2 separate regions of the Homo sapiens genome follow, and region 1 is linked to region 2. The links are chromatin loops, found by intact Hi-C in ENCODE. Cell type or tissue: heart right ventricle. All regions are shown on one strand. Links, peaks and the distances in the headings refer to the core of each region. The heading gives the core; the rest is flanking DNA.

Region 1 (5,389 bases), core at 145-5,144, 47 kb before region 2:
GTTGTCCTTTTTGTCTCCCTACCTTGTCAATATTTCACTCTGTTCTACCTTGGTCTCTCAGCCACATATATGGTTTTTTTTTTTTTTTATCACGTAAGTCATATATGTTTATGACATTTCAGCTGAAAGGTAATATCCCATGAAGGGATTTCAGACATGTGGAAAGCATACCACTTAGCCCCCAAAATATCTTAAACATGACATCATCTTATTAAAAGCCACTTTCATTCCATTTATGTTTTGTAAATAATATTAGTCTGGTCCTCCCATACTTTAACAAAAAAAAAGTCCCATTGTAAATGAATTTGATGTCTCCACTCTATTCTACATTGTATCTTCTGAAGAAAGTCATTTCCATTTCTTCATACTATTTTCTTTCATATCTTTCATATGTCCTTTTTTTTTTTTTTTTTTTTTTTTTTTTGGAGACAGAGTCTTGCCCTGTCACCCAGACTGGAGTACAGTGGTGTGATCTCGGTTCACTGCAACCTCTGCCTCCTGGGTTCAGGAGATTCTCCTGCCTCAGCCTCCCAAGTAGCTGGGACTACAGGCGTGCGCCACCACACCTGGCTAATTTTTGGATTTTTAGTAGAGGCAGGGTTTCACCATGTTGGCCAGGCTGGTCTCAAACTCCTGACCTCAGGTGATCCGCCTGCCTTGGCCTCCCAAAGTGCTGGGATTATAGATGTGAGCCACTGCACCCAGCCACTACAGTTATCTCTTAAAGCCATACACTATCCATATCCTCTGGAAAATATTGATTTTCTAAGACTAATATTTTTAGAAAAGTTCCTAAAATCAACTTTCACAGATTTTCTGCACAGCAGAGTAATAATAATAAGATAGTCCCCGAATGTGCCAAGCATTTTACAGAATGCATTATTAACACATTTAACCTTTGGCAACCTTATGTAATAAGCATTCCTGTAATCACTAGTTTACAGAGAAAAATAATTGCAATACAAAGTCATACAGCCAGGAAGATTTGTCCCAGACTAGTGCTTCTTGAACTTTTTCATGTTTGTGTGAATCACCTAGGGATCTTGTTAAAATGCAGAATCAGATTTTGTAGGTCTGGGTTGGGGCCTCAGATTCTGATTTTTAACAGGCTTCTAAGTGATGCTAGTGCTGCTGTCCTTGGTTCACATTTTCAGTAGCAAAGCCATAGTCATTTTTTCTTGAGAACTACTCAAAAAGTTTTTGGTTATAACTTCCAGTTTTTCATTCCATCAGGCAATTCTATGAATATACATAGTGGATATTTCACACCTATATCTTACTTTTTAAAAAATATGATAAAACATAGCACTTAACCCACAAAATATCTTAAATGTTAGAAAATATTTAAGATATTTTGCCTCCTATTGGCCCTGCAGAAGCTGGACCTCCTGAACTGTGTGACCTACTTCAGTGGTACCTCAGGTTCTACATGGTGAGTATCCTGGGGACTGGAAGAGTGGAGATGATCAGGGCCCATAGGGGACCTGGTTAAAATTGACTATTTTAACTATTTTTAAGTGTACAGTTCTGTGGCATTAAATACATTCACATTGTTCTGCAACCATCACTGTCATCCACCTCCATAACTTTTCTATCTTCCTAAACTAAAACTCTGTACTCACTAAATACTGACTTGCCAACTTCCCATTCCTTCTGACCCCCTAGCTCCTGGCAATCACCATGCTACTTTCTGTATCTAGGAATTTGACTACTCTAGGTACCTCAAGTAAGTGAACTCATACAATATTTGTCTTTTTTGATTGGTTTATTTCATTTAGAGTAAGGTCTTCAAAGTTCATTCATGTTGTACCATGTATCAGATTTCCTTCCTTCTTAAGACTGAATAATAGTCCGTTGTATGTATGTATCACATTTTGCTTATCTGTCATTAGACACTAGGGTGGCTTCCACCTTTTGACTGTTGTGAGTAATATTGCTGTGAACATGGGTGTATATATCATATATTTGTCCAAGTCCCTGCTTTCATTTCTTTTGACTATATACCCAGAAGTGGAATTACTGAATTATATGGTAATTCCACCAATATCTTACTTTCTAAGAAACCAGTTTATGTTTAAGTTATTGTGTTCCTTTTTTTTTTTTCTAAGTGAGACAGGGTCTCACTTTGTTACCCAGGCTGGAGTGCTGGAATGCAGTGGCATGAACATAGCTCACTGGCCTTGACCTCTTGGGCTCAAGAGATCCTCTTGCCTCAGTCTCCCAAGTAGCTGAGACCACAGGTGTGTGCCATCACACCTGGCAAATGTTTAAAGATATTTTTCATAGAGACGGGACCTCACCATGTTACCCAGGCTGGTCTCAAACTCCTGGGCTCAAGCAATCCTCTTGCCTTATAGCCTCCCAAAGTGCTGGGATTACAAGTGTGAGCCACTTCACCCAATCTTCTCTCTCTCTTTTTTTTTTTTTAAACATTCCTTACATAAAGTAAATCTTTAAAGGTTTGGCAGGAAGAGTGAGTTTTCAGTACAGATTTTCATTAAAGTCTATTGTCTGTAGCTACTTTGTAATTTTCAATCAATCACAAAAGAATATTGAGAAATGTCCTTTGATCCTTAGAAGGTTGGTAATTGGTTAAATGGCACCAAGTAGAGAATTAGAGAGAGAGTGCTCATGTTCTGAAATAAACCAATACTAAGAAGGTTTATATCACAGAGAAAGTTTTATATAAATGAATTTAAGACCTCACCTGACAAACAGGTAGTCAAGGAACAGGTGAACCCCTTGTTAAATTTATGCTCTCCTTTAAAGATTTTCTGGAACAACTATCCCAGGATCTTCAAAAATTTTGTGGTACCTCTTTCTCTGTGGTCTTTAATAATACATTAAATTCTCGTTTGTTTATAAGAGTTTGGTGCAAGATTCTGCCTGCTACCTAGAGGTCTTTCCTTATGTATCTTTAGAAATGAAATTCTCTATTGGAAATAGGAAAAGAAATAAACTGATATTGAAACCTAATGAGTTAACAGAACATTTGAAGGGAGTTTTAAAAAGGTATCAGGAAGAAACTGATTTTTTTCCTGTGGTATAATACTGAATCATTAAGATAGTAACTTTAATCATTTGTGCCTATAGTGCCCTTATTTTAGGAGTTCCTAGTTACTACAATGGACTTGAACTTGGAAAGGTAAAACAATACAAAATAGCTTTTAACTAAAGTTGGGAATATGAGTGCTTAAAAAATATACATGGATTTACCAGTAGCTTTAGAAGGTAAATATACATGACTACTGAAATAAACTACAATTATTTTCTAAAAAGTGAGACCAACTTTGGAGATAAAACAAATAAAAGAATGAACAGAAGGCGACTCTGGAAATAACGGTAGTAAAGTTATATAGGACATGTTGAGATGATAACCATGAAGAGGAGAATCGAATCATTATCTGCAAGTTTCATGTGGATGGCTCTAAAAGAACAAACCCTGCATCCTAAACCCCCTTCAATTTTATTATTTTGAATTATAATCAAGTCCAAGGAGACTTGGCCTATTATTAACAACTTTGTATGAAGTATTTTTTTCAACCAAATTCATATCATCTTGAATAAGAACAAAGGATTATGGTTTGAGAATTATTATACTTGCTGGACTTTGAACCAACAGAGTTGATATATTTAATACTTCCACTTCTTAGATGAGGTGGTACTGAGGAAGGGGTTTGTAACATCTAAGGGGGCCCATAAAAATAGTGTTTAGTTTTCAGTGAAATCTACAGGTGATGCTAAAATGGGAACATTTTTAAAGGGATCCTAGTGAGAACAAAAAGACAACAAAAAAGAACCTAAAGGCTATAGCTGCAGGCAGAAAATAGAATAAAATTTACCTTAAAATGTTGTCTAGTGCAATGCCAAGCATAGATATACAGTGGATGAGCAAAATCTTGTAAGAAATTAGAATTGAGTTTAAAAAGTTATAAAAGAAAACAGACAAGAAATTAGATGAAACTATGGTATGTGATCTGGCAGTAAAACAGACAAAAGCTGTTTTAAGGTCTGGAGATAGAGAGGAGGGGAAGGAATGGCAGGATCTGCAGATGACTGAGGGAGGCCTCACCTGTGACTAAACTCAGCTTCAGTAGCAGAAGAAAATAGTACAGACAGGGTGAACCAGTTGACAAAAGAGATACAGAGGTTGGAACATAGAGCTGAAGAGAAAGAAATAACAGATGACAGGTTTAGAAACCACATAAAGAATGTGAGATGTAATATGTAGCAGAAGGTGAGATGTAACAGAAATACTGTAAAGAGAAACAGTCTGTCCAGAAACTCTTCCTAGGGGATAAGGCTAGGGGATATTTCCCCAGAGAAACCATGAAAACACAATTATTCTGGATTTCAAGTGAAATTAGGCAAGCTCCTGGAAGCTCTGTTATAAAGAGCTCTGCTTAGAGGCCTTGTTGAAAGAACTGAAGGATCTTGTAGGAACAAGACAAATTAGAGATTTACGGTAATTGTTGTTATTTTTTTTTAATTGACATAACATTACACAATATTTGGAAGACAGGAAGAAATCAATAATAAGCCAAAACCCTAATCCAGTGAATAAATACAATTCATATCTTTTAAATTTTTAATCACTTTCCTTATTCAGACCTACTTTAAAGTAGCTAAAATTGGCTGGGCACGGTGGCTCATGCCTGTAATCCCAGCTCTTTGGGAGGCCGAGGTGGGTGGATCACTTGAGGCCAGGAGTTCAAGACCAGCCTGGCCAACCTGGCGAAACCCCATCTCTACTAAAAATACAAAAATTAGCTGGCCATAGTAGCATATGCCTGTAGTCCCAGCTACTCGGGTGGCTGAGGCATGAGAATCACTTGAACTCAGGAGGCAGAGGTTGCAATAAGTTGAGATCGCAGCACCACACTCCAGCCTGGATGACAGAGGAAGACCCTGTCTCAAAAAAACAAAACATAAATAAATGAAGTAGCTAAAATTATCATGTACACACAATTTTGTTTCCTTTTTTGTTTGTTTGTTTCTTCTTTTATTCTCAGTACCTTCCTCAGGATCCTCCTTAAATATAACATATGAATCATGTTTTTATAATTTAAATTTCTAACATGCTATAAAGAGTATGTATGTGTGCAGTAACCTTTTCCCAGTGCTCGGCGCATTGATTTTCCATCCTGTATTTCCCTGTTTCTACTGGCCTGGAGTAACCAGCCTTATAAAAAAAGATATTCCTTCATACTTAAAGCTGCAAGGGGTAAGCAGATGTGAATTAATCATCTTATATCAGCCGGTAAGAAGCTGATGTGTTAGGGATGGCACCTGCGAGTTTACCATAGCATGCCAGGCCTTCAGGAATGAGTTTTGAAGTTTGAGGGCTTCAAAGGGGAGTTTGAAACATTTTAAAACCCTGACAGGGTTT
Region 2 (5,389 bases), core at 145-5,144:
AAGTGCCTCTGCAAATTTCTAAGCTTCTGTGGAACATGGTTTGAAAACTACTGATCTACTTCAACCCTTCCCCATTGTGTAAATATAAAAATCAAAGCCAAGGTCTCCTAGTCACTTGGTAGGACCTGTAAAACCAAGACTAAATTCAGGTCTTCTGGTTGTCAGTCAAATGTTCTAGCCATTATCATGCTCTGCTGCTAAATGAACATATACATTTTGTGTCATTTAGTCTCTGAGATGAATGTATGATTTTGTAGCCCAAAACGTAATTGTAGTAGTTAAGGCATAAGAATGCATTGCCCATGTGATTTTATTTCTTCTTTCATTGTTTTACAGATGAAGGTAAAGTAGCTACAAGTTCTTTAATTTTAAGTTCCATTTTACCTATCTTCAAGAGAAAAAATAGTTACTCCACCTGGTTTAAAATTTAAAAATAATAATTCTTATTAGAGAGGGACGTATAATACTTGTTTATTGGATATTTCATGCTTTGAAGGACATAATAAGCAGATTTTGGAAGTTCTTTGAAAATACAAGAGTTTTATTGTTGTTGTTGTTGCTGTTTATTTTATTATTATTATTTTTTTTTTGAGACAGAGTCTCACTCTGTAGCCCAGGTTGGAGTGCAGTGGCACGATCTCACTCACTGCTACCTCCTCCTCCTGGGTCCTGGTTCCAGCAATTCTCCTGCCTCAGCCTCCCAAATAGCTGGGATTACCGGCATGTGCCACCATGCCCAGCTAATTTTTGTGTTTTTAGTAGAGACGGGGGTTTCACCATGTTGGCCAGGCTGGTCTTGAACTCCTGACCTCATGATCCACCCGCCTTGGCCTCCCAAAGTGCTGGGATTACAGGCATGAGCCACCGCACCCGGCCGTTGTTGCTTTTTAATTTTAAAGTTAGGCTGAAGTGAGACTGTAACACACAACGTTATTAAACGCATTCTCTAAAGTAGATCTACCAAGCCAGGCACAGTGCACATGCCGGTAATCTCACTTGAGCCCAGGAGCCCAGGAGTTGGAGAACATAAGTGCACTATGAATGTGCCTGTAAATACCCACTGATCTGCAGCCTGGGCAACAGAGTGAGACACCATCTCAAACAGGGTGGGTGGATGGATGGAGAGAGGGGGAGAGAGAGAGAGAGAGAGAGCTGGAAGTATGTAAAAGCAAATATAAATAATGTTGAAAATTTAATATTTTCCAGTTTTATTTTGCTTGGCATAACCTGCTCTTGATTCCCACTGATACCGCCTGACCCTAATTTAGAAACCTAATTAGACACCTTGGGGAGGTTGTCAAAAAGACAGATTCCTTGATCCCACCTCAAACGTACTCGACCACAGCCAGCAGGCAAGGGGCCTGGGAATTAATTTTAACAAGCATTTCAGGTGATTCTTAGGATCACTCAAGTTTGGGAAACATTAAGCGGTTTCAACCCTGCTTGCATATTAGGATCAGCTAGGGTGCTTTTAAAAAATACTGTTGCCTAGGTCCCTCCCCAGACCACTTTAATCAGAATCTTTTTGGTTGGGACCCAGGCATTTTAAATGCTCTGCAGGTGGTTCTCATACACACTGAAGCTTGAGAACTCCTGCAAGACAGTTGGAAATGTAATTCTCTGAAGCACAGCCCTGGTCTTGTCACTGCTGCTGAGAACCTCAATGGTTCTGTATTGCCTACTAATGAAATATGAATTTATGACTATCATAAGGCTACTCATGACCCAACACCAGCTTTCCAACCACTACTCTCCTACTTATAGACTATACTCTGGCCACACAGAAACACTTTCCCCAAACACTCCTTGTGCTTTCCCCCTTTCACACCTCTGTTTTTGCTTTCCCACCATGTAGAACTTTCCCCCATGTCTGTCTGTCACAGTCCTGCCCATCCTCAAATAGACCCAGCTCAAGTAGATTCCCATTTCCTCCTGTCCTTGCCCTCCCCTGCCTCCATTCAAAAGCGACCTCTTAGGGCATTTGTCCTATCATACCTTATATTTAGTTATTGGCAGATACATAGTCTCTTTCATAAAATGCCATGTGGAATTAAGAATAAGTGGATTTTTATCTTTCCTTTTTCCCCATCTAGATTGTAAATTTGTAATATCAACTATCTGTTTACTTCTGTGTGAGGCACTAAAGAGAAAGACTTTAGAGTCAAATGGCCCTAGGTTCAGGTGCCTTTTTTATTGGATATGGCTGTGTGACCATGGTCAGGTTAATTTTTCCAAGCCTTAGTTTTCTCATCTATAAAATGGAGAATATACTACTTCAGTGTTGTGAAAACTAGATTTGATAACCGACTGGAGCCTTCAGTAATCCCGGTATGTAATAACTGCTCTGTCAAAGTCTGTTGCTTTTATCATTGTGATAATGATCATTGTTAGCTCCCTTGAGGGCAAAGACTGCATATTTTATCTTTGGATCCCCATTCTGAACCTTGCTTATTGTAGGTGCTTGATAAATACTGGGTGAATAAAATAATGAATGCCTGCTGGGTCGTGCTTACTTATATAGTCCACTACCAATCAGTTCAGCCTGTCTTGGAAGGAGCACTTCAAATTTCAATTTAACCATCAGATAAAGATAGAAAATAGGATTTCCACTACAAACTTTAAAAACTGTATTAAAAAGGCCAAAACCCCAGTTAAACTGTAAGACAGCTGCTCTCTTTCTGCTGCCAGGAAATAGAGAAAACCCTCCAAGGACTATTTGCTGTTTGTTTGTGCATCATATAATAAACATGCTGTGACTTGGGGAGAGCACACACTTCCCCTGCAGGCAAGCTTGGGTTTGGGAAGTTGCATGTAGCAGCAGTGAGGAAGAAATCCCCCACTCTGTGGGAGAGGTTCCTTCACGGACTCCACTAAGCCCATTTGCAGTTTTGCTGAGTTATTTACTAAGATGAAGGGACTGGGTGTGGCTGGTCTGAGATTCCTCCTGGGAAGTCACTTCAAGAATCTCCTTAATTTCCTCACCCTTCATCTTTGTTCTCTGGCTTTGGTGCAAGGGTGCAGTCAGTCGCACCCAGTTGGCTGCTGTTCCCAGCACACTGAATTATTTGAAGCTGGCTGTGGCAGCCAAGGATTCCCTGTTCTGTTCTTTTCCCCTTGCCCTGATTTGAAAAACGGTCTGGAAATTCTCATCTGGCATGACCAGAAGGAACTTAGTAGGTTGCAAGCTGTTTTTCTAGATGCACAGGACCAAACAGAACCTTTAAAGCTGTAAATTACCATTTCTCAAAAACTCAATTTGATGGATTTTACATGGACAAATTATATAACGTAGGCTTTACCATCACCACTATCGTTTAAACAAGAGGCCATCCAATTGAGATGAAACCGATATAGGAAAGTAATTATCATCAGCTTTGTCACTTGAAGAAGGAATGTGAGGATATATTAGCTAATTGAAACCTCAGGAAAGATGTATAACAAAACATATAAGGATTAATGAGTAGTCCACAAAAGTGTTTACCAGATGACCAATATCTTTTAAAATATATAGATGTATTCCAGCTCTTTTAATTAGAAAATATATATATATACACACACACATATATGGATAAAAAATGAACTTATAATTACAATAGATGTGATGACAAAATAATTCATAGTCTGAAAAATATATAATTTCAGTGATCAGAGCCTTATGTATTATGCTAATTGTCCAATAATTTCTTGAAAGTATGTTTCTACTTTTAAAGTAAAATTAAATTCAGAAAGCAATGATGAGCAAATATGTGATAATATTCTAGGCAGACACTGAACATTTATATTTATTGTGAGAACAGCATGATGGTAGAGTACTATTTATATAAAATTATGTATCTTTATGTCTTTATATGTTTACATGCATACAAAAATATTTGGAAGGAGGTTTACTGAAATGTTGTGAATGATTTTCTCTTAGTGTTGAGACTACTTTTTTCTTCACACATTTTTATATTGTCTGAGTTTTTATAATGAGCATATAACATTTTTATAATCATAGTAAAAATAAAGCTATTTTTATAGCTTTCATATAGGAAAATTTTGCTTGAGCATCTGCTATGTGTCCAAAGTGGTACTAGAAATTATGAGATATAGGAAAGAAGGCTGTGGCCTGGCTACCAAGATGCTTACAATCTAGCTGGGAAGACAACTAGGGAGTGGGATCCTATAGAATGTAATCCGGTGTCGGGATGTATGGTTCAAAAAGGTGCTACGGAGCATCAGGAAGAGGAGAGGAAGCTCTCAATGGAAGGAAGCTTTCATCGAAAATGAAGATTAGGCTGGGTGCAGTGACTCATGCCTGTAATCCGAGCACTTTGGGGGGCCAGGGTAGGAGGGTTGCTTGAGCCCAGGAGTTCAAAACCAACTTGAGCAACATAGTGAGACCCTGTATTTTTTTGAGAAATATTTTAAAACTTAGAAAGAAAGAAAAGGAAGCTTAGATTGGACCTTGAAAGATGGACAAAAATTGAATAGGAGGGAGAGAAGAAGGCATTTTAGGCAGCATGAGCGCTAAAGTGATAATAATAATGCTTTTTGAAAAGAAAGGAGGAAACCAGCTTGTCTAGAATAAAAAGTAAATATGATTTGTGATGGAGAAGTTTGCTTTATTGCTAAGTTTATTTCATAAGATATCTTTGATATATTACAAACTATATTTTTGTATACTTGAGCAGGTCCTAGAAAAATATTTTGTAATTATTCTGAATATTGACTCTAAAGTGATGTAAAAACTATGACTACTATGAAAAATTCATTATTTTAGTGTATTGAGGGTAGAAGATTTCAGTACATATGCTGTGTAACACTGTCATCTCTGTGCACAAGCTTGTTCTCAAGTCAAACAGTGGCTTTTCATATAGTCTTTTAATTTGTGGTTAATATGTTCCTACACCTTTCTTCTTCTATTAAAAAAATCAAATTAGCCGAACGTGGTGGTGCACACCTGTAATCCCAGCTACTTGGGAGGCTCAGGCGGGAGAATCTCTTGAACTCGGGAGGCAGTGGTTGCAGTGAGCTGAGATTGCGCCACTGCACTCCAGCCTGGGCAACAGTCTCAACAACAACAACAACAAATCAAAAAGCACCAGTTGCCATGGCTCATGCCTATAGTCCTAGCACTTTGGGAGGCAAACATGGGAGGATTGCTTGAGCCCAAGAATTTGAGACCAGCCTGGGCAACACAATGAGACCAACATCTCTACAAAAATAAGAAAAACTCACCAGGCATAGTGGCTCACGCCTCTGGCCCAGCTACTTGGGAGGCTGAGGTGGGAAGATTCCTTGAGCTCAGGAGGTTGAGGCTGCAGTGAGCTGTGATCATGCCACTGCATTTCAGCCTGGGCAACAGAGCAAGATCCTGTCTCAGAAAAAAAAAAAAAAAAAAAACAGA

What was found. Hi-C counts contacts between places; a loop is a spot of excess contacts. Peaks named below come from ENCODE experiments on the same cell type or tissue, not always from the same donor. Only the 100,000 strongest peaks of a DNase experiment are listed, where the experiment ranks them.
Region 1: it touches region 2 in a loop (2.0-fold over the local background); 1 of 110 quality-filtered maps calls a loop at or near these places.

What each region holds. Positions count from the first base shown.
Region 1 is chr11:47,021,963-47,027,351 of GRCh38, forward strand. All of the region lies in intron 2 of CSTPP1 (centriolar satellite-associated tubulin polyglutamylase complex regulator 1), which reads left to right. Among named protein-coding and RNA genes, the nearest start is that of CSTPP1, 88 kb to the left of the region's middle. In heart right ventricle, for the core only: no CTCF peak of the experiment used is centred there; no DNase peak of the experiment used is centred there.
Region 2 is chr11:47,069,137-47,074,525 of GRCh38, forward strand. All of the region lies in intron 3 of CSTPP1 (centriolar satellite-associated tubulin polyglutamylase complex regulator 1), which reads left to right. Among named protein-coding and RNA genes, the nearest start is that of ARFGAP2, 110 kb to the right of the region's middle. In heart right ventricle, for the core only: no CTCF peak of the experiment used is centred there; a DNase peak (open chromatin) is centred at 3,005; H3K27ac peaks cover 828 bases.